3 separate regions of the Homo sapiens genome follow, and regions 1 and 3 are each linked to region 2. A link is a contact called in ENCODE Hi-C data. All regions are on one chromosome and are shown on one strand. Each heading gives the region's core, a stretch centred on a gene start or an enhancer-like site at or near the end of the contact. The rest is flanking DNA. Distances are from core to core; before and after follow the strand shown. Region 1 holds the start of FBRSL1 (fibrosin like 1). Region 2 holds the start of SFSWAP (splicing factor SWAP). Region 3 has its middle 33 kb from the start of ADGRD1.

What was found. Hi-C counts contacts between places; a loop is a spot of excess contacts on that map. Pooled maps may share reads with other maps.
Region 1: a map of ascending aorta shows a loop between it and region 2 (6-fold over the local background). The contact joins the promoter of FBRSL1 here to the promoter of SFSWAP in region 2. A Hi-C loop is called at or near these places in 1 of 168 maps with a recorded cell type or tissue (ascending aorta) and 8 of 50 pooled maps.
Region 3: a loop to region 2 is called in a map of heart right ventricle, with 6 times the contacts of the local background. The contact joins the enhancer-like site here to the promoter of SFSWAP in region 2. A Hi-C loop is called at or near these places in 5 of 168 maps with a recorded cell type or tissue (IMR-90, cardiac septum, heart left ventricle and 2 more), 2 of 37 single-sample maps with no recorded cell type and 17 of 50 pooled maps.

What each region holds. Positions count from the first base shown.
Region 1 is chr12:132,487,553-132,492,148 of GRCh38, forward strand. It overlaps FBRSL1 (fibrosin like 1), which reads left to right and starts at 2,599. Exons shown (of 19, transcript NM_001367871.1): 1 at 2,599-3,309. The coding sequence starts at 3,019. RefSeq lists enhancers at 1,560-1,689, 3,687-4,250 and silencers at 1,880-1,949, 2,080-2,529.
Region 2 is chr12:131,709,798-131,714,307 of GRCh38, forward strand. It overlaps SFSWAP (splicing factor SWAP), which reads left to right and starts at 1,293. Exons shown (of 18, transcript NM_004592.4): 1 at 1,293-1,650; 2 at 4,274-4,443. The coding sequence starts at 1,433. RefSeq lists enhancers at 848-937, 1,078-1,367, 1,458-1,527.
Region 3 is chr12:130,918,165-130,922,812 of GRCh38, forward strand. No RefSeq gene overlaps it. Among named protein-coding and RNA genes, the nearest start is that of ADGRD1, 33 kb to the right of the region's middle. Within about 2 kb of position 2,720, at least 7 of the 41 ENCODE cell types and tissues checked have a DNase peak (open chromatin) inside an H3K27ac peak, as active enhancers do.

The DNA.
Region 1 (4,596 bases), core at 1,349-3,848, 780 kb after region 2:
TGAGCCCAGAACTCCAGAGACGGCGGCTGGTCCCTGGGGAGCACCTGAGCCCAGAACTCCAGCATCGGCGGCTGGTCCCTGGGGAGCACTTGAGCCCAGAACTCCAGAGATGGCGGCTGGTCCCTGGTTGGCCATCTGGACACCTGGAAATGGATCAAAGGAGAGAAGGCACCTGGGGACGCCTTCCCCAGGACAGCCAGGGAAACCCGGGGGGGAGCCCAAAAAGGAAGCCCCTGAGGAGGTCTACAGAGCCCCTGCCCTTCACTGGGGTCACACATCTGAACATCTTCGGAGATCAGATAAACAAACAGTGTATGTCTATAATCAGAAACTTCAGGCTGGGCACAGTGGTTCACGCCTGTAATCCCAGCACTTTGGAAAGCTGAGGCGGGTAGATCACCTGAGGTCAGGAGTTCGAGACTAGCTTGGCCAACATGGCGAAACCCCATCTCTACTAAAAATACAAAACATTAGTCAGACATGGTGGCATAGGCCTGTAGTCCTGGGTACTCGGGAGGCTGAGACAAGAGAATGGCTTGAACCCGGGAGACGGAGGCTGCAGTGAGCCAAGATCACGCCACTGCACTCCAGTCTGGGTGACAAAGTGAGATCTGTCTCAAAAAAAAAAAAAGAAAAAGAAAAAGAGAAAGAAACTTCAAATCCAAAACCTCAGACCTTCCCAAGCAATTCTTCTGGGGGGGAGGGGGTGCCCACAGGATGCCCCTTGCAGTCTGACTGACCTCTGGGCCCAGCCTAGGGTGGGATGGCCTCTGGGAGCCTCGGGGAACAGGTGAGGACTCCCAGGCTACTTGGGAAGAGGCCTGTATTTAAACAAGAGCCTCAAATGCCACCTGGGTGACCCTCGCCCACATTTCCTGGCCTTCTGTCCAGGGAGGGGAATTCGGGAGCAGGCGTGCATGGAGAAACTACTCGGGGTCCGTTTCTGTCTTCCTAATGAGGCTTTTAAAAATCAAAAGGGAGGATGCTGGAGGGTGAAACCACGGTTTAACAAAACCCGGAATGGGAAGAGGGGGAGGGGGACCCTGCCCCCACCCTGGGGAGGCTTTGACAGGGAACCAGAGAGCGGGCTGGGTGGACTGGAGGAGGCTGGGTGAACAGGAAGTCCCCCCACCCCAGTGAGCTACTTTCCCAACTGCCTCAGCCCAGCAAACAGCCAGTGGTGCCTGGACCACACCCTTCCTGCCCTGCACAAGAGGCCGCCAGTAGGCTCTCCCAGAGGCAGGGTAAAGTGGACCCCGCAGAGTGGGCGAGGACCCGTTCCCACTAAGGGCAACCGAGGGCAGGGTCCCACCACTGTCTTGGGCACCCTCCCCTCCGCCCTCCAGCAAACCACCATTCTTCTCCGAGGGCCTGTGCAGGGGTGTAGCCCCGACCTGAAACAGGGTGCCCATGACTGCTGGGGCTCGGAGTCGTCACTCCTCGGGGAGGCCCTCTGGACCACCCAATGCCCACTCTCTGTGACACCTCCCCGTTCGATTTTCTTCAGATTATCCTTGGCTGATATTCTATTTGGCCCTGTGTTCAGGGTCTCTCTCCCACTTCTAAGAGGGTAGTCTATCTCAGCCGCTGCGGGGTCACCAACAGAGCCTGGACACAGGAGGCATCTGGCAAATACGCGCTGCATGAATCAATGACTCCAGTGCCCACGCGCAAGGGGCCCCTGGGCTCAGAAAACCCCACCAGGCGGGCCCCTCCGAGCTCGGCCTGTCCTGGGGGTGGAGGAGGAAGTTCGCCCCGCGCCTGCCTCGCAACCGCAGCCGCCTCCGTGCGCTTCCTGCCCGCGCCGCCCTCCACACTGCGCTCCGTGTCTGGCAGCAGCCCCCGCCTCGCTGGGCGCGTTCCCGGGGGTCTCGGTGGCGGGAGCCGCCTTCTTGTGGGACTTGGGGGCACGTGGCGCGGGGCGGGGACGCGGACAGACCCCTCCCGCATCCTAGGAGGCCTGGGAGGGTCCGCGGGGACGCGGGGAGGGGGCACCGCCTGGCCGAGGACCCTCCCCCGGTCCTCCCCGCCCCTTCCCCGTCCCTTCCACGCTCGCCGAGGGCAGGACTTCGGTTCCGCGAGACCGGAGGCCCCTCGTCCTCCTCGGAAGCCGCCCGCGGCCGGGGACCCCAGTCCCGCAGAGGAGGGCGGCGCTGCCCCCGCCTCCCGCTTGGAGAGCGCCGCCCGCAGGTGCCCACGGAGGGGCCGCGGCATCCCAGCGCCCTCCCAGGAAGGAGCCGAGCGGATCACCGCCGGCTGCAGCGGAGGTCGGGGCGCCGGGGAGGGGCGCGGCTAGGGGGCGAGGTCGAAGGGCGGGCACCTGCGGGTGGGGCGGGGCCTGAATTAGCGGGAGCGCCCGGGAGGGGCGGGGCCGGGGCCTGCGTGAGCGGGTCGGGGAGGGGGCGGAGCCTGCGGGGGGCGGGGCCTGCGTGAATGGGGCGGGGAGGGGCCGGAGCCTTGTGAGCGGGGCGGGCCGCGTGTGCGGGGTGGGGGCGGAGCCTTATGAGCGGGGCGGGGCAGGGGCGTGGTCGGGGCGGGGCGCGCGGGCGCCCGCGGCGGCCCTCACTTCCTCTGGCGAGCGCAGCCGGGCGGAAGTGCGTCAGTTGTTATCTGTTCGGGGCGCCGCCGCCGCCTCACGAGCCCGGTGCCCAGGAGCCCGGCCGCCTCCCGCCTGCCGCCTGCCGCGCCCGCCCGGCCCCGCCCGCTCGGCCCGATCGCCGCGCCGCGCGCATGGGGCGCGCCCCCGGGGGGGCGGCCGAGGGCCGCTGAGCGCCGGGCCCGCCCCCGCCGATGCGCCCAGCCGCCCGCGCCGGGGGTCCCAGGCCGCGCCGGGCCCGGGGCTGAGCCGCCCCCCGCGCCCGGCATGCCCGGCCCGGCCCGCCGCCCGCCGCCGCCCAGGGCCCGAGCCCGCGCGGCGCACACTCAGCCCGGCGGCGCCGCGTAGCCGAGGGAGCCCGCCTGCTGCGAGCCAGGCGCGGGGCGTCAAGGTCACCGGCCCGACGGGGCGCACGCGCGGCCATGGAGGCCAAGGTCCGCCCGAGCCGGCGCTCGCGCGCGCAGCGGGACCGTGGCCGGCGCCGGGAGGCCGCCCGCGACGCCCGCGCCCAGAGTCCGTCGTCGGGCGACGAGCCCGAGCCCAGCCCCGGCAAGGAGAACGCGGGCCTCCGCGGCGCGCCCCCCCGAGGCGCCGCCCCCGCGCCCCGCACCGCGCGTCCCCCGCGCCGCCGCCGCCGCGAGTCCAGCTCGCAGGAGGAGGAGGTCATCGACGGCTTCGCCATCGCCAGCTTCAGCACCCTGGAGGCCCTGGAGGTAGGTGGACGGGTGCGGCTTCGCAGGCGTTGAGGCGAGAACGGGGCCCGGAGTTGACGCGTCGGGCGATCCCGGGACCCCTGGGCTTGCGACCGCCCGCGCCGTGGGCAGCCCTGAGGGAAGCCCCGGCCACTTGGTACCCGTTCCAGGGACCCTGGGTGCCCACCGCTCGCCCAGACCGTCGCATCTGGAAGACCCAGCAGCGTCGGGTGGGTTTGGGGACGTTTTAAGTTGCAGAGGCAAAAAAATCTACGCTTCGAAATTGGGGGCTGTCTGACAGCACCGTCGGCCTTTTATCAGTTGTGTTTCTGTGGCCAGCATATCGCTCTGCCTGGTTCAGGACGTGCTAGGGAGCAGTGCTGGATCTTAGGGAGGTGGTGATAAAATGGATACTCCGCGGGCCATCCCGTTCCCTCCTCCCTTCGAGGGCTCTGCTGAGAAGGGGAGAAGGAGGGTTAATCTCAAGACCCCTCTTGGTGACTGCTGCCTGCTGCATGGTTAATAGATTGGCCAAAAATATTGCTTGTCTGGCTGACGGACAGTATTTGCTGAGCAAATACTGCTCCTCTTACATGAACTCAGCTGAGCAGAGAAGGAAATTAAATGCTGTCTGAGAGTTGGGGCAGGCGCTGTCTCCCCAGGACTGGCATGGGCAGGAATGCTAGCAAGTTGCCCTGCACCAGGGCCGAGACCCGCCCAGCGAGGTGTGCCCCGTGCAGCACTTACTTTGGGGGACCCTCATCTGCTGGACTTTGACTCCCAGAATCACCCCATTTCCAACCCCTCTCACTTTTCCAGGGGCTTGGGAGCCCATGGCCTGGGATCCCCCAGTCTCAGAAGCTGAGCTTTGGGAAAAGGGGAGATGCCTACTGCAGGCCCCTGAAGCAGCAAGTCCTCTTCAAGTTCTCATCCAAACTCTGGGGACTGTAGAGAGCCTTGGGTCAGGGCCGGTGGCCAGGGAAGTGGCCCCAGAACAGGTGCCGCATCGTGTCCCGAGTGCACAGTCAGAGCTGGGGCTTCGTGTCCCAAGTGCACGGACAGAGCTGGGGCTCCTGTGGGCCCAGGACGGGGTGGGTGGTGGCCAGGCTCATCACACAGGCTGGCCATCCTCTGTCCTGCACATTATTAGATGGCTCCAGGGCTGGCACACGCCATTGCTCTGTGCTGGGACGGGATGGCCCTGGGGCTGTCTTCTGCCCTCTCAGTGGTGATAATGACACAGACTGTACGTGTACTGAGCAATACTGCAAGCCAGGCCCTGCGCTCGGCTCCTGCACTGCAGCTGAG
Region 2 (4,510 bases), core at 43-2,542:
TCATTCTACAGGTATTAACCAGTATTTGGCCCACAGTGTGCTAAGCACCATTCTAGGTGCTGAGGATGCTAAGGTGACCCCAACAATGTCCCTGATCTCTTAAAGCTAATTCTGGTGGGATGCTGAACACAGGATGTAACCTAAGGTGGTGATGAGAGGTACACAGACAAATCGGAAGGCACAAGTTAGCCACCAGTGAGGGGAAACTCCAGACAACGTAGACACATAAGGCCAGGTGGAGAAATGGATGACTGAGTTAAACTTGGGTAAGGAGCCTGGCAAATGAAGACAGAAGCATGACCCAGTCAGGGGAAACCACAACAAAAGACGTTTGGTGGGAACTGCCTGTTTCTTAATTTCCAAAAATCAGTTAAAGGTTCATATACATTATCTCATTTCAACATCACTGGTAGAAAGATTCCATTTTTATGGAGAGGGGATCTGAGGCCCAGAAAGGAGACGATCTGTCATCGTTTTCCACTCAAGGGCAAACATGGGGATATCCCATCCCATCCCAAAGCCTAAGATTTTGCACTCCAGGCCCTTTGTCTGACCTGAAATTACTGAGCTAAAAGGGACCGAAAGATCCTAATGGAACCACCGATGGGAAAACTGCGGCCCAGGAGGAAACACACCAAGCAAAATTGCACCGTATCCAGGTGGCCAGTCTCCAGACTGGGGTCTCCCTGCCCCGCCAGACCATCTCCCGGCGACAAGGGTCTCAGGTTTCCGAAATCTCGCCACCCGCGAGTGATTTGCAGCGCAGGGGCCTCTGCTGCCTCGGAAACCTTCAAAGGTGGGCGGGTCGGGGACCAAGTCCCCCTAGGGATGGAGAAGGAAACGGGGCCAAGGAAAAGGACATCGCCACCCTGGGCAGAGCACGCACGGCCCCAGCGACTCGGACATGGTGAGGGGCGCGGAGGCTCGGGGTGGACCCGAGGCCTCCACACATGTGGCAGGCTGCAGCAACCCGCCACCCACGAGGACTCGCCCAAGGCCCAGAGCGCGCCGGGCCCCTCCCTCCGACTCCGTCGCCGCCCGACTGGCCGCAGCGGAAGCCGGCGCGCGATCCCACGCTGCGCTTTCGCCACGTCCTGACGGCTGCCCGATAAAACGGACATTAAAATTGCACTTTCCACTGAATACAGCAGCGCCTATTGTGGCGGCACACCTGAATGCGAAAATTAAAGCCAAAATATTTCCTAGCGGCTAAAAGAGCTCCAAGCCTAGGCGAATCTGCCGGTCCGCTCGCCGGAAATGCGGGCTCTCCTGCCGGAAGCTGCCCCTCCACCATTTTGTGGCCCGCTATGGCGGCGGTGTTGAGGTTGGGTACGGGATGCGGGGTCTTTGACTGAAGGGGTAGGCCAAGTGGAGGTATCAGGGACGTCGCGCGGCACAGAAGAGGACCAGCCTGGACGCCGGGGACGCTGTCATGTACGGCGCGAGCGGGGGCCGCGCCAAACCCGAGAGGAAAAGCGGCGCGAAGGAGGAGGCCGGGCCAGGCGGTGCCGGCGGTGGGGGCAGCCGAGTGGAGCTCTTGGTTTTCGGCTATGCCTGCAAGCTGTTCCGGGACGACGAGCGGGCCCTGGCTCAGGAACAGGGACAGCACCTCATCCCCTGGATGGGGGACCACAAGATCCTCATCGACAGGTCGGTTCCTCTCCCCACCCGTCGATCCTTCCCTTCCCTCACCCGCTTGATCTCGTCTGATGTTGACTTGACTGCAAGGACTGCAGAGAGTTTTCTGGAGCCAGCGGGGATCTGGGGGACACCCCCTCCCCTGTCCCCACCTCCTCCTGGTGTTCTGGTGGGGAGGGGGACGGTGAAACCTGCCCTAAGGCACTGGCTGGAATTGCGTGCCGCGTCCGTCTCCGGAGGGATCGTCTCTGGTCCCGCAGCCCCTCTCGACCCCTCACCCTGTCGCTGGGCTGCAGTTGGCGATTCCGCGCGGTGAAAGCAGCCAGTGCCCAGGGTCTTTTCCTGAGTGCACCTGGGCCTGCCGCCCGGCGATGCCATGGGGTCGTGCGCTGCTTTTCTACTTGCCGCGCTCTCACTGCTCGGTGTACTGGGAGGGTACCCTGGGAGGCGTGCCTTTATTCTTCCGAACCGCCGCTCACTGAGACAGTGGCTAGAAGTGTCTCTTGGACCTGTGAGTTAGCCTTAACCTGTTATGCCCCCAGAGCCCTCAGTGGAGCGCCCGTACTTTGCCGGCATGACGTTTGATTTCCCGGTGATAATCCGACGAGTTTGACAGATTGAGGTAGTGAGCAAAGTTGCCCGTCAGTTGGTGGCCACTTGACTTCGTGCGGACCCTGGCCTTGCTCTTGGAAGAGATAGTGTTCTTAGGGCTGGTTTCACTGTCTCTTAAGACTGAAGGGTGGAGCTGGGATATAGATGTGTTGTTTCTTTTCAAATCAAACCTGCTTTAGGTCGTCACTCGAGGGTGTCTAGCGATTATGGGCAGTGGGGGCCTGGGATTAGGGATTTCTAAAGGCGTTTGATTTGAAAAGGATAACATTACATGATGTAGGTGGTTTGCTCCCCTCTTTCTTCCCATTTTTTCAATCCCCCTTCCCCTCGTCTCTGGGTTTTGGGGTTGTTGTGGGGTGGTTTTTTTTCTTTTTTGCCTGTTCGGCTACTTCTGGGGCCCGGACTGAAAAGCTAACCATGACCAACCATTAAACTGTGGAATAGTCTCTCCACGTGAAGAAAGCCCATCGTTTGAGACCATTAAAACTGGATTCTTCATAGCCCTGGAGCATGACTGTAGGGATGACCTCTGAGCTGGCCAGAATGGACACATTAATGACCAAATAGGCCTTTTTCCATCCCTGACGTTTCCTTTTGGAATTAGAGCTCGAAAACGAGAACTGGTGAAGGGAGGGCCGCGGAATCAGATCATGTCTGGATCTGATGGCTCCGTGCTGTGCTCAAGCGTGCTGTGCCTTCACACCATGGTTTATATTGAATGTGTCGCCTGAGTTGTCAGGCTTGCTTTTCCAAAGTGTCACTTGTGTTATTTATCATTAAAGTTTGGTAAGCAATGAAGTCTGAGCTCTTTGTACAGTTTTCCTATCATTCTGTACATGATTTGAGTTAGGTCTTCCAAAACTGGTGGGGAGCAAACGCCGCACATGTACATGTATAATATTTTTAATAATAATCTACATTTGTAAGTTAAGGAGGTTTACATCAAAATCCAATTAATTTTGAAATTTAATGAAATGCAGTAACTTGACTACCTTGGAATTTTGGGCCTTTTTCCTGTAAATGTCTTTTTTGGTCTACATTAATATTTTTGGTTCCCATTACAAAAGTCAGCATTAAAAAAATAAGCAGACTTTTGTTTGTTTCTCTACATTTGTTTTTGAAACCCTAAACCTGAGTGTTTTAAGTAAAGTTCACTAACTCATTCATTTATTATCTGACAGTTACACGTTGACAGCATCCTCATTGAATCCTTTATGTTAAAAGCATAGCAGAAAGTGCTCCCATTACTTATTTGGCCAAACTACTGTTTGGTCCATGCAAGAGAAACATGGAAGTGTCTTCATGTATGTTATTTCCTTGAGGGTATAAAGTTCAGAAGGAAATATTGATACCATATCTTCTAATAGTTTTGCTCTGTTCCCAGTGAACCTCCTTAAACTGCATGTATATGTCACTGTTCCAATGTATGTGTGTCTCTCTATCACGTAACCCAGCACTTATTTCCTCAGCCAAGTGGCTAGGGGGCGAGCCTAGCCAAGATTTTACCTCCAATGGACGCAAGTTTCTTTGGTGAAGATCTCTCCTGAGAGTTCGGGACTAGCAGAAAGAAGCGAGGAAATTTCGACCGTTTGGTTCTTACGGATAGGTATTTATGTATTTGGTTTGTGTGAATGTAAGCTATGATATTTAACTTTTCAGAAAAAAATAATAATTTTTTGCAAGTGGCATTGAATGGTTGACCAAACCATAATGGTAAGAACTGCCAGTGAAGTGGGTACCATTTTTGCTATTAATGGATTGTTTGCCTTTAGTTATAAATGTTATCTTACTGTGGAAAGGAATTTAGAGTTTGTTAAGATAACTTGAGTTTAAAAGTAGGTGAGATATGACTATCCAAATTAAATATAAATCTGGGAAGAGTTTTTATACTTGTTTTAATATTTTTGTTTATTTTAATCGGTAAGTATGTGTGTGTATATATATATACATATATAAAACATCACACACGCACACCAGTCTAGACGTTAATTTCCTTTTATTGACCAGCTTGTTCACATTACAGATATGATGGACGTGGTCACCTGCATGACCTTTCTGAGTACGATGCTGAGTATTCCACGTGGAACAGAGATTATCAGCTGTCTGAAGAGGAGGCGCGAATAGAGGCCCTGTGTGATGAAGAGAGGTATTTAGCCTTGCATACGGACTTGCTTGAGGAGGAGGCAAGGCAAGGTACTGCTCAAGACAAACTTACTTCAGCAACAAACTTTTTAAAATTTTTAAGTATTTAAAAATTTAC
Region 3 (4,648 bases), core at 1,470-3,969, 790 kb before region 2:
GACCCCCTTACTAAGTACCTGTTAGCGCAGGTGACACCCACCTGCTCCGCGAGCTCAGTAGACACCCATCTCCACGAGGGGGGCAGCAGAGCAGAACGCTGAGGCTCGGAGTCTGAACCTTGAGAAAGATTTCGTCGTGGAATTCTAGAATTGATAGTTCTGCATCTAGACATATTCTAGACATCTAGACATATTCTAGATGTCTCGATAGAAGCTGTGCGCTAACAGCGGCCCACACGCGCCTGCTCACTTCAGGGGTCCTGTTTCAGTTCCTTCAGGGTGGCTGGTGTCTAGGCGAGAACGGCATCTGGAGAGGGAAAGGTCACCCCTCCCTGACCCGCGTTGCACTCGTCAGGAACGTGGCACAACCTCCCAGTATTAATTCCCACCGCGCCCTGTGGCGGGGCCCTGGCAGACATGTAGATTTGCCAGACGGCCAACGTGATTGCATCCTTCATTAGCTATGAGGTGGTGCAGGAGGAGCCGTCGACTCCAGGGGTGGCAGGTGGTTTGGGGGCCAGGTGGCCAAGTTTATGGAGTGCCTATGGTTTCACCCCACCTTGCAGGCATCGGGCTGGCGGCCCTCGCCTCTGTGAGCCTCACAGGCTTTCTGCACTCAGAGAAGGGAGCTGGTGGCAAACAGGCCTTGAAGAAGGGGAGAAAGTAGCTGTCAGGTGCGGCTACTCAATGCTGCCATCAGCTTAGAATTGTAAAGGGAACTGTTTGAACCAGGGCACGAGAAGAGTGGTTTTCTTTTATTTTCTTTTGTTTGTTTTGGTTGAGGCTAAGATTTCCCCATGACCTCAGAGCATCGAGGGCCAGCCCATTTCCAAAGGGTCTGCCGGTCTAACGTCTCTGTTGCTCATACTTAGCACCTAAAACTCATGTTCCTCCATGTCAAAATCATATTTCTCTATTTGAAATCATATTCCCTCATGTTGAAATCATATTCCCCCATGTTGAAATCATATTCCCCCATGTTTAAATCATATTTCCCCATGTTTAAATATTTCCTCATGTTGAAGTTATATTTCTCCATGTTGAAATCATATTCCCTCATGTTGAAATCTACTTCCCCATGTTGAAATCATATTTCCCCATATTTAAATCATATTCCCTTATGCTGAAATCATATTCCATGATGAAATCATACTTCCCCATGTTTAAATCATATTTCCTCACGTTGAAATCACATTCCCTCATGTTGAAATCATATTTCCCTATGTTTAAATCATATTTCTCCATGTTGAAATCATATTTCCCCATGTTGAAATCATATTCCCCCAGGTTGAAGTCATATTTCCCCATGTTTAAATCATATTCCCTCATGTTGAAATCATATTTCCCCATGTTTAAATCATATTCCCTCATGCTGAAATCATATTCCATGATGAAATCATACTTCCCCATGTTTAAATCATATTTCCTCACATTGAAATCACATTCCCTCATGTTGAAATCATATTTCCCTATGTTTAAATCATATTTCCCCATGTTGAAATCATATTTCCCCATGTTGAAATCATATTTCCCCATGTTGAAATCATATTCCCCCATGTTGAAGTCATATTTCCCTATGTTGAAATCATATTCCTCCATGTTGAAGTCATATTTCTCCATGTTGAAATCATATTCCCCCATGTTGAAGTCATATTTCTCCATGTTGGAATCATATTCTCCCATGTTGAAATTGGAGCAGTTAATTGGGGTCACACTTTTATCATCTTGTCCTGGACTTTAGTTCCCAGGGGCAGACCAGGCAGTCATCAGAAACACAAACCTATTTAGAGAACTGCCTTCTTTCAATACACACCTGCCCTGATCATTTGGGTTGGAATATGGCTGCTTGTGGTGTTTTCTGCACTTTCAGCCTCCAAGTTGAGTCTTTGCGTGGCCGAGTGTCAGCACTTGCCACACATTTCCTCTTCCTGGGCAAACGACCTCACTCTCTGGGCATGTGGTTGAATGTCCTGGCCTCACCTCACAGTTAGATGTGGCCGATGGGATGTGAATAGAAGCCGTACGTGACACTTGCAGTCGTGACCCGCAAATATTTCCGCCACACGGCCAGCCATTCCCTTTCTCTGCTACTGGCTTGAGGTGACTAACAAGGCAGCTTCAATGGCCACACATTACAAACAGAGCCACGGATGGAAGGGACCATGGTCCCTGAGTCACCACGTGAAGGACACAGTTGCTGGCTACATGGAAGCACCCTTTGGACTTGTGAGAATGAGACAGAAACATCCATCACGTGTGAGCCATTCGGTGTTTGGGTTTGTTTGCTGCAGCAGCGGCCACAGCATTAGATTTTCATTCCGATCTAGGGACGCCACCGTAGGAGGAAAGTTAACAGATCCAGAAGTTGTGTGAACTGCCTGGTGAGCCCAGGCATTGGTGAGACCACAGCAGGGCTGAATGGAGGGAACAAAACTCTGTCCCCTGAGCATTCACTCTGGCCATCTCTCCTGTTCTTCTCTCTTCAGAGTGGAGGTCCATGTGCTCAGACAGAGGAGGCATTATCCTGACCTTTCTCCTCCCAGAATCAAGTTTTATCACTTACGCTCAGAAATCTGAGCTTGCTCTTGGAATTCAGCACTGGCTTCATGGATCCTTCTCTGCCAATGTGCATTTTATGGCCAACGAATGACCAGGACTGGTTGGTTGGATTGTCGTAAATTCACAAGACATGTTCATGGAGATCTTGCCAAGGGTGTGGCCACTTCAGCCATTGCATCAGAGCTAGTGGAGGGGAGATCGGGGTGGCCAGCTTGGCCGAGGATGTACGAAGTATGTGTAAACATTCTTTCTCCACTGATATCAAGTGTATTAGTCAGGGCTCTCGATTGCAAGCACTCTGACTTTCTTAGGCAAAAAGGGAATTTTTGAAAGGACGTCAGGGGTTCACAGCATCATTGTGGAGCTAGAGGGTCTATCTTGGAAAATGGAACCAACCAAGGGCACTTCAGAAGGCTGGACAGCAGGAATCACAGCTGAGGCCAGGATGCAGGTACAGACTGTTCATTGCTGCTGGAGATTCAAAGTGCCAGGGGAGAGGGCCATCTGCATAGAGCCTGAGTCACAGGCTTGCTCCCAGCTGTGCCAAGGCTGGTGTATTGGTCTGTTCTCACACTGCTGTAAAGAAATACCTGAGACAGGGTAATTTACAAAGAAGAGAGGTTTAATTGGCTCACAGCTCTGCAGGCTCTACAGGGAGCCTGGCAGCACCTGCTTCTGGGAAGGCCTCAGGGAGCTTTTACTCATGGAGGACGGCAAAGTGGGAGCAGAAGGAAGGGGGTCCATGCCACATACTTTTAAACAACCAGATCTCATGAGAACTCTATCATGAAAACTGCTCGGAGGAGATGGTGCTAAACTATTCAAGATAAGCCACCCCCACGATCCAATCACCTCCCACCAGGCCCCACCTCCAACACTGGGGATTACAATTCAACGTGAGATTTGGGCAGGGACACAGATCCAAACCGTATCAGTGTGAGATTTGGGCAGGGACACAGATCCAAACCATATCAGTCAGGAAAGGAAGGATTTTACCCACTTCAGCTTTCACAGTAGGTGTAAATGTTCCCTCCTACTCCATCCACATGCAAATTCCTCCAAACATTTCAGGGGCTTCAGCTGATACAAGTTCATTTTCTGTGTCAGAGTCTAATGCAGGTGTTCCTAGTGAGTGTACTCCCTTCCATGCAGTGACTCAGGGATCCAGGCTCTTCCAACCTGGGGCTCCATTTCAGAGTCCTCTGCCTTCAAGCAGAAAAGAAGGAGGGGAGTTACCTCCAGTGCATCTTAAATGCCCTGGCTTGGATAGAGCAGGGGAGGGGATGAATGATATGCTTTACTTTTGCTCATATTCCCATAACTCATTACAAGGCTAACATAATTATAAGGGATGATGGGAGAGACATAGAAGCAGAAGGACATTGGGTGGTGCCAACCACTTCTGCTATAAGCCTTTACAGGAAGAGAGGATGTTTGGTTTCTGGACAGATAAAAAAAGTAATTGATATCTGCTCCTAGGGCTAAATATATGTGGGGATGGGGAACCTGAGAATATGGTCCTTTCTTGAGCTTTGAGGAGAGAGGGATGGGTGCTAATATTTGTTGAATGGCTACTACGCATAGGAACTTTGCAGATGTAAGCTCACTCAGTCCTTAGGGGTGCTAATTTACCCTTTGGCGTAAATACTATTCTTTCCACTTTACGAATGAGAAAACTCAATTAACAGGCGGTGGAGGGATTTTTTTCAGCTAGGCAGTGACAGAGCTAGGATTCACACGTTCCATTCACCACCCAACCTTAAGGGTCGCTGGGCTGCAACCTTGACTTGAAATATAGTCTACTTTGCACTGGGAGGGTTTGGAATGAAACGCTACAATTTGGATCAAGATAAACCACAGGCAGTGAAAGCAAGCTGCAGGGGCCAGAGGCTGGAATTTCCCACAGACAGAATTTTGGGAAAAGCTGTACAGTTTGGAGGGGCCGGGTAGGGAGGAAGAAGGGAAGGGGGATAACCTCATCCAAGCGAGAGAAGTTATGGTCACCAAATATTTCTCTAATTACAAAAAAATAAGGGACTTAGGGATGCCAAAAAAATAAAGTACAAGTGTACTAGGCGTTGGCTTTTTT